Regions from separate parts of the Homo sapiens genome. Here region 2 is linked to region 1. Evidence: chromatin loops called from intact Hi-C (ENCODE). Cell type or tissue: mammary epithelial cell. All regions are shown on one strand. Each heading gives the region's core, and the rest is flanking DNA. Links, peaks and the distances in the headings are about the cores only.

Region 1 (8,347 bases), core at 299-8,298:
ATTGTCAGCTTCCTCACCCCATTGAAAACACCAATAGGGCACAAAGCTCTTCCCTCCCTTTTAACAAATATTTGATGAATGGGGTACATTTCATAGCAGTTTCTCTTTGTTGGATTTTGAAATTTTCCCAACTTCAGCCAGGATTAAATATTTAAATTGCCTTATAGGGATAAACTTCATCTGAATATTTCTGTAATGCATAATCAAGGTATTTGAGTTACAAGTGCCTTGACCTCAAGAACCTCCACAACTGACATTTGTAAGCCCCACATTCAGGTAATTCATAGTCTGTGATTCTGTGTTGTCTTGGAAGACAGAATCACAGAACCATGGGCTTTATTATCCTGCACATCCTCTTATTCAAAGCAGAAATTCCTTTTCAGGCATCCTTGGCTGGAGGCCATGCAGTCTTTGTTCTTTCATGACTAGGAACTTATGAGTTTGGAACTCAGCCCATTCTGCTTTTGGTTAGTTCTCTTTTCCCCTGTTATTGGCGCCATCTAAAGCTGAATTGACTCTTCTAGTAACCACCTCACATATTTAGGCTCATACTGAATATTGATTACTAAATCCTATAAGTTCTCAGGCTTTCTTTCTTAATCATGTGATACAGCTACTAAGAGAGCTTATGCTTATGTCATTTCAGACTGCATGAATAGAGATATACAGCTTAAACCAAGAAAGGTGATCACCCTATACTCTTCAATACTAATCAGGCCACATTGCAACATTGTTTTTAGTTCTGGATGACATATTTTGGAAGGATGTTGATAAATTGAGATATATTCAAAAAACAGAGGGTGACAAGGATGTATAAGAGCCTAGAAAGTTTATCTTCTATTAATTTATTCTGTTAAATCATTTTTTTCATTTGTCAACCAACAAAGTAGATTTATGAAATGTCTATTATATTGAAGCCATTGTGAGGGAAATAAAGTCACGACCTTTAGTTGACAACAATAGAACTAAATTTAACTAGTTAAGCAGAAAAAAAAATTTACTAAAAGTTATTAGAAGGCCCAGAGAATTTCCAGGTAAGTCAGAAAATCTGGGTTAGACATTAGGATCTATATCTAAGATGACTCCAGGGGAGACAGCTGCTGCAGCACGGAGCACAAGCACCAGATCTTGGTCCCACGCTCCTGGGCACTGAATGCCATCTCAAAACCTCTGCCCCTGCTGCCTCTGAAACCCGGATGGCTCTGCCACTGCCCTTAGTGAAATGGAATTCACATGGTGCATTTTTTTTTCCATTCCCTTCCAAATAAAAGTCCTGATTGAAGGAGCCTAAGTCATATGTAAGGAAGGCTGGGAAAGTGCGTTTCTGTCTTCTGTCTTGGACTCATAGGTAGGAAATTCTCTAAACATAGAAAAAACAGACAGAGGTGCTCAGGGCCCAAAAAGTATGCCAAATGCACTAGACTTCGAACTCTTTGAGGAAAGATACTATGCCTTATTAGAACAACATAGTGTTGCTTTGAAATCAGAAAGGGCTGGTATCTATCTAGAAATAGATCTACTCTACTTCCTAGTTTTCGGTAATTTGGAGCTATATATGTATATATATACAAAAGGAAAATAATACCTCCCTTGCAATGTGTGTGTGTGTGTGTGTGTGTGTGTGCCCATATAAAGCAGAGTGCCTGCCTATTAAATGATAGTTTTCCTGCAATATCTTTGTATTCCCATTACCAAGGATGATTCCTGGTACAAAGCATTCATTTTTTAAAAATATGAGACTGTTCGTCGAAGTCATGGTATTTGCCTTTGAGAAAAATATCAGTAGGTAGGTAATTTGTAAACCAAAAAATTCTAAAATCCAAGGTGAAATAATGTCGATCCACCGTGGATGGGGAAGTAAGTGTCCTCTGAGGTACTGATGCCTGCTTTTACCAGGAGAAACTAGAAGTAGCATCAAATAATACTTAGTCTTATTTGACTAAGAGTGACTGTAAGAGTGACTCAGTATGAACTTGATCAAGGGTAAATCACCTCCATCAATCATTCTTCTATATTCAGTTGGACACTACTAAATATTTCCAGATGGCAGACCAACTCATTAGATTATGTGGGAGAATACATTTTGTAACTAATTCCACCATGGACCAGCATCAAGTTGGGGTGTTTAATATCAGAAAGATTGTCAAGCCTTAAGTGAAACTTGTTTACATCACAGACAGTTTACACATAACATTGCTTTGAAAACCTCTGCACTCAGATAGTAGAACAATGGGGTTTTAACCAGTATATATCTGCAAGCTTGCACACCTGAAGTTGATTCATGCAGATATCCTTGAGACCCATTCTGGTGGCATTCAGGAAGCTTACTGTACTGGGAATATTGGGGAGGCCTTGGCATCTTCAGCACCCTAATAGGATAAGGGTACTCCTGCCAAGGTCCCATCTGCAAGTATGACACTTACCTCTATTACTTTGTGAAATGCTATTTTGGGAATATAGTCCATGGCTGTCATTACCAGATTTTGGGACTTCTTGGACCAGTAATAGCCACTCCTCAGGCTTGGGGGCCAATAAGGACTTGTCAAGTTCATACTGGCAAATAAAGACACTCAACAAGCAATACAAAATATAAAACTACCATATTTTCTACCATTATCACATCAAACAAAGCACTTTTAACTCCTCCCAAAGTTGGAAGGACATCATCTTAAAATAAACTATAGTTGGGCTGGGCAGGGTGGTTCATGCCTGTAAGGAATCCCAGCACCTTGGGGAGGCTGAATCTGGGAGGATTGCTTGAGACCAGGAGTTCAAAGTTACCATGAGCTATGATTGTGCCACTGGACTCCAGCCTGGGTGACCAAGCAAGGCCCTGTCTTTAAAAAAATACAACAAAATAAAGCATAATCCTATTCAAGTGAGGAAAGTGAACCAATTTGCTGTGAAATATGTATGTCTTACCCTTTTTTCCCCTCCTTTTTCTGGGGAGCAGAAAAAACTCTGTCACCACCTAGAAGCTGACTGCAGATGACATCTAGAAACTGCCAGTCTGAGGACTAGGCTGAGTATTTACTTTCCCAGAAGTTCTGTCCTTTAAGTCAGGCACCAAAAGATCCCCAAATTTGCTCGGCCTTCTCAGAATTAGCTCAATTGGGCTTTGCTTTTTCTAAAGGATTTTGCAGGAAAGTGCTGCCATGTATTGCCATTACATTTACTATAAACTATTGATGCAATGGTTGTCTATGATGCCTCAGTGGCTCCCAGGTGAAATTTCATACAAGAAATTTCCTTTTGATTTTAAAGTAAAAAAGATGATCATTGTTTCCCCAGTGGAATTTGGGTATGCTACTTTCTTTATCTGATAGTGAGAACAACTGAATTTCTTGAGTTTCCCTTTCTTGCCCTGGCCAGTAGGAGGCTCAGCATCATCTCTGATGTCTACTCATAACTACTGAATTAATCCTGTACTTCTAAATGAGAAAAAGGTGACAACCTCAAATTACCCAGAAAGCTACATTTGGAGAGTATAGGAATTTTAGTAGCAAGTCATTAAAAATTAAACTGAATACAATTTCTTCACACAGACAAATACATCCTTCTGGAGAAATCAAAGATTTCCCCAAGTTCATATTTGGGACCACATCATCTGATTATGTAGATTGTTCACAGCATGGGTATCTAGGTAAAGAGAAAAGTGGCAGCTCTGGTATAGGGTCTGTTTTTACCCAGAGGAAGTGACCTTTTTTTCTGATTAGTACCAAAGCGCAGAACGGGCAAGGAGAGGCTCGGCCCACACTTGTGCACAAGTTCATTTGCATGTACATCTCCCATTTCAGCATCTGCTCCTCTGATGTCACAATGCCACACCTAAGGATCTCATGATTTGTGAGCATGGAGCTCTCTGTGGCTACTTGGAGCCTTGCATGTGGGTAGGGCTGAGCTACATGGCTGCTTCAGTGAACTTTGGCCAAACATAGCTTTCCCTGAGTAAAATTACCATCTCCCCACTACCCCCCACCCCAACACATCTAGGCTTTAATACAGAGCCCAAGACAAGAAACAAGAGAACTACCAGAAGCAATGAAAAATTGTTAGTCAGAACTTTTGACTGATTGGTGCCTCCAGTCTCCCCCAACATGCCAGATGTACAGCTTTTTACTGTACATAGTTACATATGTGTCCTTTGCATAAAGCCTCTCTGGCTAAACTTCAATCCCTAACTATTATATATTCTGAATAAAAGTGAAACATCTCAGCATTTGCAAAAATTCAAGATTTATCAACATATTGAGCTTTTACTAAGTCATGAATTCTTGATTTGTATTCACAGAGCTTTTACATATTCATAGCCCTCTTTAGCCAAAGATCTTCAATATTCATTTACTATGGAGTGGTAAGTATATATTATTCAACTCCATTTACCAATGGGTAAACTGATGCCCAACTAAAGGCCTCATCAGAGAAACCGAATAAAGAGCAAGATGCTCTTAGCCCCGCAGAGAGAGCTTGCTCCAGCTGTCTCCCTCCAGAAATAAAGGCCCGTTGCCTGCTTGTGAGTCTCACTTCTCAAGCATTAGGGGAATCAGGATTTTTCCTTCTGGATTTGTTGAAATGTCTTGAATCGAGTTTCCTCTTAAAGCACAGGGGACAGGGGACAAAAGAATAGCCCAGGGGAAAAAAAAACACAAAAAACTAGCCCTCTTCCAAATTGCTTCAAACCCGTGATGCCAAAGGTTAATTGACCAGATTAGTTCCTCCTAAACTTGGAGGAGAACAGGTAGAAAGAATCATTCATTTGCTCCAATAACCAATTAATGACACTGATTGGGATGGAAGGGTCCTGCCTCTCCCACTTTTATTAGAGAAACAGAGGTCAATTTTCTTTATACCTTTTTAAATACAATCTATTCCTTTAGTTTCTAAGTAATTTACTGAGGATTCCAGCTATATATTTACCAGGTGCTGACTGATGGGGTGTTTAAACATAAAAACAAAATATTTCTGGCCAGACCTAGAAAATTACAAGAGACGAACTCTGAATGATCCCATGAGAGCAACCAGTCTGTAACACATATCACAAAGGAATGTCAAGCCTTATGGTTATTTTAGAAACTGTACAAATATATATTAAGCATATTTCTGCATGGAGATTACATTTTGCAATAAATGTAATTCTTTTTTTTAAAGAATGTCATTATGGGGTATTCAAAGGAAGACTGTCTCAAAGGGTTAATTATTGGGAAAATGACTATCTAGTTCCCTAAAGTGTTCATTTGAAAGCTGGTGGTCAGAAGTCAGTCTCTATTTCATCTCCAAAGTAAATAAAATAAATGTAATTTTTCAGGATTTTAACTACACAAATGTCTGTTTTTGTCAAAATGTGTTGCTCCTTAGATAGTGAGATGATGATACATGGCATTTTTTTTTATTAACACCAAGCACTAATATAAACTGAGCTCATGATATGATAAAACAGAGCTCTCCAATAGAATTTTCTGCAATAATGAAAATGTTGTACATCTATGTTGCTCAATCTGGTAGACATTCACACATGTATAGGGTTGCCTTATTTAGCAAAACAAAACAAAACAAAATTTTAAAAAGCAGGACACCTAAATTTGAATTTCTGATAAACAACATATCATTTTTAGTATACATGTGCCCTGTGCAATATTTGGCTCAATAAATGTTAGCTAATATTATTGTTATTGATAATTATTAACTCATTTTGTCAGTGTTTTACTGGAAAGGAACCTACAAAGATGTAAGATGGAAAGGGCAACAAAATAGAACTCTTTGACATGTTAATGCAAAACTGTGTAATCAGCTTCCTATAACTTGGAATAGAATGGATTGTATTTTCTTCTGAACTCTGCCTGCTTTCAATATTTAATAGTCAAAACCTTGATTACAGATCAAGATGCATCTTTAAACAGGTATTTTCTTCAGCATTAAACTGCAAACTGCATTTCCAGGATACTTCAATGTATGCAACAGGTGTGTTGCCTGAAAAGTTGCTTTAATTCAGTTTTACCTGAATCGAATAAATAAGGACTTACTCTCTGTTTAAAGGAATATGGAGAGGGGAAAATATATAGCTACACATATATATATGACAAGTTACCATATGTAACAAATAATATATAACATTTAGAACATTTTTGATATCTGTATTTAACTTATTTGGAGAATGATGTTTCAGTGAATGTCCTGGTAGGGGATAGAAGGCCCAGGATAAGTGTGTAGCCAAAGTGAGTTTAACAAAGGCCCTGTTTATAGAGGTGTAGTCAAAATTAAGGGAACCAAGAGGGATGATGGGCACATGCTGTTACCATGGGCCTGAAAGGGCCAGGGAGTGGAAGGGTAAGAGGGACTGCATGGCAGGATCCATGGCCTTAGAATATTGGTGGCAATGTAAAATCCTTGTTCCATTTCTTAATGTTTCAAACTCCTGCCAGTTTCTCCTATTGGCCCAAACCAACCTGAAGCCAGAGTGCAAAGGGGCCTGGGGGCTTAAAATTATAGAAGTCACCCTTCTGGGTGCAGAACAGGGCAGTGGAGGGTGAGAAATAATTGTGAGAGGCAGAGAATAAGCAGCACACAGGATACATACACTTTACCTTTTTAAAAAAGTCAAATCACATGTTCATGTGTGTTATGGAAATGGTCACACTAACTCCCCATTCTTCTTGTGTATGGGTTTTCATCATTGAGTTAGTTTGGGAAATTTTATGGAGAATTAAGTCAGTCTTAGAATGTCTAGTCAGCCTTGTACATATAAGGAGAGTTGAATGTTGGAGTCAAATTATTTATATGGAACACAGACAAGAATTTTGCCCTACAGTTGTATTGTGTGTGATACGAGTATTAGCCACACTAAAAGCAATTATTTTCACATGTTGCAATGTATCAAGATAACAACAGTTCTCTGTCTTATGTCTCAGGCTCATGTACAAACACTCTTTCTGTTCAGAAGGACCAGATGGTTAAAATGAAGATAATTCTCACAATAATTGGTGGTTTCTTATAAGATTTTATTGGGGGGTAATGGAATATCTAATTTGTTTATGGAAATTTGTGTTACTGAATGCTGCTATCCTTCTCATTGTATAGTACGGGAGTATTTTTCAAAATTAATAAAGAATTCTTTCCTTGGTCAGGAACTACTGCAGATATTAGATAGCAAAGGAAGTGGCCATGAATCATGGTCACAAAACTTTTAAAATTTGAGCCACTTAAAAAAAATCTACCCTGGAAACATTAAGGAAATTTCTTTGGCTTATCTACTCCCTGATACACACTTCTTATTTCGTCAGATTTTCCTTTAGAAATCATAACTCTATATAGTCCTAAAAATGTCCCCTACATAATGAAAATGTTATGGTTTATTTATTTACAGTGCCATGATTAAGTGCACAGAGGCCAGGGTGTGAGACCTTTAGTAATTTATTTAACTTCTCTCTGCATTCATGTACTCATTGTTGAAATGGTTATAATCATAGCATCAATCTCATAGAGTTGTGCAGATTTAATAAGTTAAGATTCCTGGCACTGGTACATCCTCAATAAATGTTACCTGTTATTGTTATTGAAAAATTATTATTAGTTCATTTCATTTGTGTTTGAGCAGAAAGAAAACTGTAAGTGCAAAGGGCAACAGAATCCAGTTATTTGAGGTGGTATTGGAAGATTGTGAAAATCACAGAATCCTTGAAGAGGATTGTTCTTTCTTTCTTTCTTTCTTTTTTGAGACGGAGTCTCTCTCTGTCGCCCAGGCTGGAGTGCAGTGGCGCAATCTCGGCTCACTGCAAGCTCCGCCTCCCGGCTTCACGCCACTCTCCTGTGTCAGCCTCCTGAGTAGCTGGGACTACAGGTGCCTGCCACCACGCCTGGCTAATTTTTTTGTATTTTTAGTAGAGATGGGGTTTCACTGTGTTAGCCAGGATGGTCTCAATCTCCTGACCTCGTGATCCGCCTGCCTCGGCCTCCCAAAGTGCTGGGATTACAGGCTTGAGCCACCGTGCCTGGCCTGAAGAGGATGGTTCTTAAGAGATTGCCTACTCTTGCCTCTAAAGCCAGAAAACTTCAGTAGGTCACCTATGGTCTCTTAGCTAAAATCCGGGGCCTTTCTTGCTACGATGCTGTTTCCATTCTTCCACCATGCTTCCTTTTAAGAGTGTGCTAGTTCTCACTCAAACCAGCTTGCTGATTGTTAAATTTTTAGGAATGTTGTGAGGTAATTGCTAAATACAGCCACTATTAAACATTAAATTATACAAATTTACAATTAAATAAATTTCCAACTCCACGTTTGGTGGTATCATCTTGGCAGCCTAACATTGGCTATGGTGGCGGTATTTATACTGCTGAAATTGGCAAATGCTAC
Region 2 (8,347 bases), core at 62-8,061, 340 kb after region 1:
CTTCATTTTTGTTTATCTAAGAATGCATTTTACCTTCATTTTTGAAAGATAGCTTTGCTGAATGTAGGAGTCTAGTTGACAGGTGTTTTTCTTCTGAGCATTCTGAATGTTATCTCACTGTGTTCTTGCCTCTATTGTTTCAGCTGAAAAGTCAGCTGTTAATTTTATTGGGTTCCCTTGTAATTGATAAGTCATTTTTTTCTTGCTGCTTTCAAGATTTTCTTCTTGTCTTTGGCTTTCAGCATTTTTACTATAATCTACTTATGAATCTGTTTGCATTTATCCTGCCCAAAGTTCATTGAGCTTCCTGGAAGTATAGATTGTTGTTTTTCAATAAATTTGGGAAGTTTCCTGTCTTTATTTTTGCTCCTTTTACTTTCTCCTCTCCTTCTGGTATTGCCATTATGTGTATGTTGGTGTGCTTATTGGTCTTCCTTATTTCTCTGAGACTCTGTTTAATTTTCTTTATTATTTTTTCTCTCTGTTCTTCAGCTTGCGTACTCTCTATTGATCTATTTTCAAGTTTATTATTTCTTCTGCCAATTCAAATTTTTTATTGGGACCCTCTAGTGAATTTTTCATTTTAGGTCCTGTACTTTTAAAGTCCAGACTTCTATTATTTCTTTATAATTTCTATTTCTTTATTGACATTATTTATTCAATGGGATATTTTTATTATATATTTCTTTTGCTTCTTTAATTATGCTTCCTTTAGTTTTTTGAACATATTTATAATGGGTATTTTGAAGTCTTTGTTAAGTCTGCCATTTGGTTGCTCTCACAGGCAATTTCTTTTGCCTGATATGTTTCCAGTATATGGATCATATATATATATATATATATATTTGCATATCTCATAATTTTTTTGTTTAAAATTGTATATTTTAGATACAATTTTGTAGCAACTCTGAGTATCCCCTTTCTCATCTGAGACTTGTCATTTGCTTGTTGTACTATTTAGTAATTAGCAGGATTATTTTAGTAAAATTTATTTTCCTAGCAGTGTTAAGCCTCTGGTGTTGCTCCTCAGCAGGATGTGGCAAAGGTATGACCATCACACTCTAGGATGATGGTGGTTTTGGCAGGTCTCTCTTTGATTGATTCTCTAACTAACTACATGCAGCTGTTAACCTCTATTCAATTGCCAGATGATTGATGTATTTTTTCCAACAGTAGCCTGGGGCCTAAATTGGTCCACATACTAATCTAATCAAATTGGGCTGCCTAGAAGGAGTAGTTGCATAGGTCAGTGTTAGAGATTTGTTTATGTCTGACCCCTGGCAGGCTCCTCCCAGCTTTCTTTTTCTCAGGTTATCAACTCCCTCCCCTATTCCCAAGCAAAATTTCTGAGCTGTGGATCTGGAGTTGGGGTTGGAGATAGGGTATAATTCTCTTTGAGTGGCATCCCTACTTTAGGAACTGAGGTTCAGTGACAGAGTAGGCAGTAGCCTCAGTTCTTCTTGGCTTGCCTCTTCTGGTGTGAAATTACTGCCTTATGGGCCAGGTCCCTGGTATTCTCAGTGGCACTGTGTCCAAGATAAAGCCTTGATACCATCAGTGGGGGCTTGGCAGAAAAAGGGCACCCCTATCTCTCAGTCGTACTTGCCTGGAACTTAGCCTCAGCAGCAGGTAGCTGAGGGCAGGATGAGAAACGCTGAAATCCTGTAAGGATGATAGACCACTGGCTGGTACCTGAAGGGAAAGAAAGCCATATTCTTGGCTGCGTCAGTCTGGAGTGAAGTTTCCATTTCATTGAGTTGAGAATCTCCACAGTTTTTGAGAGCACACTAAGGCTTAAACTTCCACATATTCCATTTCAAATGAAGTCAGTTTCTCTGGGAAGAGATTAGGAGCTGTCTGCCTTAAGGCCTGTTTCTATCCCCACTCCAAATCTCCCAGCCAGAGCTCTGGAGCTAGAAGTAGAAGCAAAGACACCTTTCTTTCCAAGTGATATCTCCTCTTTAGGCGCTGCATACTCAGTGGAGTGTGGGGCAATAGCCTGAAATCTTTTTAAGTATCCTCTCTTGGTATAGGTACACCATCCTATATGCCAGAACAATGACAATGACCTTTCTTGCTTAGGAAAATAGTCCTCTGACTGGGAGATGTAGGGAGAGAGAACCTGTGCTTTTGGCTGCACCTGTCTGGAGTGGATTTTCTATCTGGTTGAGCTAAAAGATAGGAGAGATGGAGTGGAACCTTGTTCAAAGACTACATACTCTTACCTTTAAAAGCTATAATAGATTTTCTTGAGTAAATGTTTTTTCACTTCCTCCATGACCCAGGACCATTTCAAGAGACTTTAAGTTTTGTCCTTTTATAATTTTCACCAGTTTTGCATGGGAATGTGTCCATAGAATTCCTCATGCCGTCATGCCAGAAGCAGAACTCTGCACCATTGGGTTGTTTTTGCTGTCGTTGATGTTTGTTTTTTTTAAAATAGATTTTTTTGTAGCAGTACAAAAAATTTCGGCTTCTCCATAGTAAAAACAAATGACATTGGTTATTATGTGTGGTGGGCAGAATAATGACCCTCTAAGACATTCATGTTCCATTCCCCAGAACCTGTGAATATGTCACCTGACATGGCAAAAGGGACTTTGCAGATGTGAATAAGGGTATGGATTTTGAGATTGAGAGATTATCCTGGAATATGTAGGTGGGCCCAATCTAATCACACTACACCATAAAAGTAGAGGACCTCCCATTCTAGTTAGGAAGATATGTGGTGACAAAAGAAGAGTCAGAGAGATGTGACATCGACAGCTTTCAAAATGGAGAAAGGGGGCCAGGAGCAAAATAATGTGGGTGGCCTCTAGAAGCTGGAAAAGGCAAGGAAACAGATTCTTTCTGAAAGCCTCAAGATCAGCATGCAGCCCTGCTAACATCTTGATTTTATATAGCCCAGTGAGACTTGTATCAGATATTTGACCTATAGAACTATAATACTTTGTATTAAGTCATTCTTACGATAATTTATTACAGCAGCAACAGAAATGAATATATTTCAAAATATTTTTTTCTGTAATGCCTTAACAAGTACAAAAGGAATTGTGTCCTGCTTTCACAAAAAATAAGTAAAATTTAATGTGCTGGCCTATGCATTTAAATAGCCTGGTAGGGTTACCTCTGTGTAATCAGAACCCAATCCTCTGTAGCCCCTCTGAGAATTTTCCTAAGAGGAATCAGCATGCTCATAGTTGTGTGATGGCCCTGGTAACAGTCCCTCCTGTCCAGCCTCGCATTTGTTGTCCTGACTTCTTGCATCCTTAATTGAGCACTGGGTCAGTATTTGACATTAACTTATGATTTCCTGTAATGCTTTTGTTCCCATGACCTAGTCTCTTAGATTAGTGCTTCTCAAAGTGTGATCTTCAGACCAGCAACATCAGCATCACCTGGGAACTTGTTGGAAATGCATATTTTAAGCCTTACTCTACCTACTGAATTGAAAGCTCTGGGGATAGGCCCCAGCAACATGTTTTAACAAGCTCTCTAGTTAATTCTGATGCACGATGAAGTTGGAGAACCAGTCTTAGATCATAAAGTGAAATTTGAGTCATTTACTTTATTTCCTGAACTGATTCTTTTTACCCTCAATTTCAAGCCTATCTAGCTCCATACCATCATGGAAAACACTGAGCAAATGAACAATAAACTCACAGATACGCCAAGTGTTAAACAGTCTCAAGATCTGATCATCCAACAGTTGAAATCTCAAACAAGATTGTTAAAAATTTACTATGTGCCCTGACTTTAGTGCTGGTTTTATTCCATTAATGATGGCAATCACTACTTTCTTTCACTTGATCTTCTTTATGATTAACAGCATATATATGTCAAGCTGGTGAAATTGGCTTGACAATGAACTATGTGGCAATGGATCAGATGGCTCCAAGTAAGGATCATGTGCAACACCTGGCTTCAGAATTATCTGATAACCAGCTGAACAACCCTTTCTTTAATCGTGCTTGATTGCTTTAGACTACCCAGTCAGATAATGCATATTTCTAAGCTCAGTAAACAACTATTAATAAGAGAATATGCAAATTTAGCAGTAATTTTTAATTTATCAACTTTTTTGAATAAAGTACAGAGATGGAGGAAATGATAAATGAACTCTATTTTATTACATCTTGCCTACTTTTAACTTGTGATAGACCCATGTGCTAGGTTGTCTATTCAACAAAAAAAAATGGGGCTCAACAAAGTTAAGTGACTTGCCTTAAGTCACATAACTAATAACAGATGGAATCAGGTTTGAGATTGCTTAATCCCAAAGCCTATGATCTTTTCTTATAGACTGTAAAATCCAGAAGAATGGCAATTTGAATGTTTTTAACTTTTAATTTTGAAAAACTAATTTTAGATTTACTGTAAAGTTGTAAAAAAATGAAAGGTACAGCGTGTTTTCATATATCCTCCTCCTTGGAGCAGCCTGAGCTAATGTCCCTTTAAAAATGATTAATAAAATGATTTAAATAATAATTAAATATTACATGATTAAAAAAATTAAAAATAAATTAAGCTCAAGATCAAGATGGAGAAATCCATTGTAATGAGAAATAGAGCTTCCTCAAAGTTAGAGAGGGATTGAGGCTCAAAAAATTCACAGCAGTATAGAAACCAGATATATGTCTTCAAGTTCATGGCCTTAGGTTTTAATTTCTATTTAGGAAGAGTGGTACAGGACGTAAGTCCTTGAGTTTATGGAAGCAGGAAGGATTTCTTAATAATGAATGTAGGATGAGAGAATTCTCTATTGCAGGCTTATGGAGACAATTAGAATGCTTGTTGTTCATCTAGAAATTTGGATTAAAAAAAATCATCCACTAGAAAGTAGAATCCTAAGCCAATTCTCATCAATAAATAACAGCTCCTAGACACAGTAAGTACTCAAAATTTGCTGAATATTGAAGCATTTTACCAAAGGACACTCCTCTCCTCCATTCCCAAAGACTCCTGTGAGTGCTCATTTGCAAATGAAGTAATACATATGTCACTTATGACAAGTACCAGAAACATCAAGGCATCTGCTTCCCGGATAAAGTTGCACTTGGCCTTCATTTTGCCACAAAGCAAGGAGGTATGTGAGTCGTTTCAAGGAGCATGATACCACTGAGTGGCATTAGGGAGGCTAAGACCTGGCAGACACTGGCAGAAAGGCTCTAGTGCTCCCTGGCTTGGCTGGCAGCTTGGTACTTCTGATTTCCCAGCAGATGAGATGTCAGAGTCTGTGGACACGCACAGGGAGGAGCAGGTGTTGACCTCTGATCCACAGCCTTCTGGCATATTTCCTGTTTTTCTTCAATTGAAAAATCATTTATAGTAAATTGTTAACGTCCTCCTCATTCCATCCTGTCCCTAATGACACCTGCCGTTAGCCAGGGCTTCATATGGTACCACAAAGACAGTTTTCTCCCGAGAGAGAAGCAGAAATGTTACCTTTAAAGTTTGTTATATTTTCTATTCCCATATCTTAGCTTAGAGCATGAACACTTGCAGAATTATTATTATGTTTGAAAGAGAGAGATGCATTTATTTTAATGTAGCAGAAAAATCCAGAGTTCCAGATGGAAGAAAACAGCTTCCTGTAAGGCTTGGAATCTGACAGACCTGAGTATGAGCTGTAGCTGTGCGACTTCAGGCAAATTGCCTAACAGCCCTGAGTATCACATGTTCTCTTACCTGCAAAAGAGGAATAATATCTTCCCTGTATAGTTGGCTATTAATATAATATAATTAATTATTATATAATATAATTAATACAAAATATAAAGTAATATATGTATAACTTGTATACTGTTTATTAAAATAATTAATCTTTGTACTAGTTTACCTTTCTCTTTTCTCCTTTTCTTCCATCAGATAATCTTCATTGGTTCTGTAACTGAATTTGACGTGTTCCTTCTTTTGTTTTGTATGGTAAACTTCTAGTGATCTTCTTGAGATGGGGAAGGTGAGGACTAGACTTCATTGTTTCTTCCTCTGTGTAGTTGTCTCTGGGATGAAGTTATTTTCTTTCCATGGTCTTTAATGAGGATGATCACAGGATAAGTGAATACCCATTCACTATCTGTTGTGGGTATAATATACTCCACCTTTTCCTGAGACAAATCCTAATGCCCTGAAGAGAGTATTTGCTCCAGTTACTATTGCTGTGTAATGAATAACTCCAAACATTAGTGTTTTGAAACAATGGCAATATTTATTCTGCTCATCAATCCACAATTTGGGTAAGACTTGTTGGGGATAGCTCCTCTCTGCTTAATCTTGGGTCAGTTGAGGTGGCTTAAAGGATGATGGTTTGGATCATCTGAAGTTTAGTTACTCTTGTGTCTGGAGGTTGATGCTGAGAGGACTGTAGCAGTTGGAATATGGAATAGGTAGGGAGCCACAGGCAACTCTCTCTACCTTTATGTGATCACCTCAAAATAATCTCTCCAGGATGGCATCTTTGGAGTACCTGGGCTTCTTAACTGTGGACTCTAATCTCTCAAAACACATGTCCTGATAGAGAGCTGGGTTTAATTTGTATTATTTTTAGACTCACCCTTGGAAGGCATACAGCACTGCCTCTGCTACAGTACACAAATTGCAAATGAGCCACTAAGCGTGGCCCAAATTAGGTGAGGGAACTAGAAAGTACCTCTTACTTGGAGGAATATTCAAACTCTGAGAATTTTGTGGGACCAAAATTATTGATGTGGCCATTTTGGGACAATGCAATCTGTCACATGGTTTAAGCAGATTTTTAATGAAAGAGACTGAGCAATTGCTCCAAAGATTATATACTTTCTAGCTTCCTAACTTTCTCATATTGAACAAAGTTGGAAGCAAATTGTCTAAATAAGCAGTTCTCAAACTTAGGGTCCCTTAAAACTCTTAAGAAATTATTGAGGACCCTTAAGAGATTTTGTTTATGTGACTCATACCTCTCAATATTTATTACAGTAGATTAAAACTGAGAAATATTTAAAATATGTATTTATTTTAAAATAATAATTCTATTATATATTAACATAGATAACATTTTTAATGAAAAACAACTGTATTCCAAATAAAAATTTACTAATAAGAAAGTCATTATTTTACATTTTTGTAAATCCCTTTAATGTCTGACTTAAGAGGAGACAACTAGAACCTCATATCTGCTCCTATATTCAATTTGTTAAAATGTTATTTTGGTTGTTAAAGAGAGAAAAATCTAGACTCACAAAGTTATGTAGTTAGAATAGGGAGGTGTGTTTTAGTAAGTTCAGTAGACTGAGTGTGTCTCCTCAGAATTTATACAGGTTGAACATCCCTTATCCAAAACACTTGGACCCAGAATTGTTTCAGATTTCAGGTTTTCTTTTTATTTTGGAATATTTGTACTATACTTACTGGTTGAGCGTCCCAAATCTGAAAATATGAAATCTGAAATGCTCCAATGAGCATTTCCTTTGAGCATTATGTTAACACTCAAAAATCTCAGATTTTGGAGCATTTTCAATTTCAGATCCTCATATTTGAGATGTACAAGTGTATGTTGAAAGCCTTACCCCCAGTATGATGGTATTAGGAGCTAAGTCTTTTGGTAGATAATTAGTTCCCCTATGTGGTATTAGTTCTCCTATAAAAGAGACCCCAGAGGCCTCCTTCACCCCTTTCCACCATGTGAGAACACAGCTTCCAGAAGAGGGCTTTCACCAGACACCAAGTCTGCGCCACCTTGATCTTCTACTCCCCAGCCTCCAAAACTGTGACAAATAAATTCTATTGTTTATAAGCTACCCAGCCACGGTATTCTATTATAGCACCTTGAATGGATTAACAATAACTTAGACCACTCAGATAACTGGATATACTGCTTTGATACTACACCAAAACTCAACAAGTTTCCTAAAGGTTAGTTGCAATATAGAATCTGAAACCTTACCAATGAGTCTACATACCTGAGAGAGAATAAGAGTGAAAAAAAAACAAAAACCAAATGACATCTTAATGTTACTATAAAAATAGCTTTGCCCTTACAGACTTCCTGAAAGTGTCTTGGGAACCCCCAGGGAGCCTGAATCACACTTGAAGAAACACAGACTATGATTTGTCAACAATTCTCCCCAGGCTTTTGACAATTGCCTCATATTGGCCTCTCAGTTCCTCTTTTTATGATTTTCTTTCTGAAGCCTTTTCTCTTTGTCACCAATTCATCTATTATCCCTCCCTTCCTCCCCATCACCCACTGTCATCTCCCTGTTGAACTTATTAAGTCTATAACCCCATCATTGCTGACTAGGGTCTTATAAATGTCATCACTTCAGGCTGTGAGTGTCAGCTGCATTTTTCTACCTACAGTTACTGGTGC

Evidence for each region. A loop is a pair of places that touch in the nucleus more often than their neighbours do. Peaks named below come from ENCODE experiments on the same cell type or tissue, not always from the same donor. Only the 100,000 strongest peaks of a DNase experiment are listed, where the experiment ranks them.
Region 2: it touches region 1 in a loop (3-fold over the local background); 1 of 110 quality-filtered maps calls a loop at or near these places.

Annotation. Positions count from the first base shown.
Region 1 is chr2:199,253,519-199,261,865 of GRCh38, reverse strand. No RefSeq gene overlaps it. Among named protein-coding and RNA genes, the nearest start is that of SATB2, 200 kb to the left of the region's middle. In mammary epithelial cell, for the core only: CTCF peaks have their summits at 486 and 3,383 (motif pointing right); a DNase peak (open chromatin) is centred at 445.
Region 2 is chr2:198,913,628-198,921,974 of GRCh38, reverse strand. No RefSeq gene overlaps it. Among named protein-coding and RNA genes, the nearest start is that of SATB2, 540 kb to the left of the region's middle. In mammary epithelial cell, for the core only: no CTCF peak of the experiment used is centred there; a DNase peak (open chromatin) is centred at 3,464; H3K27ac peaks cover 359 bases.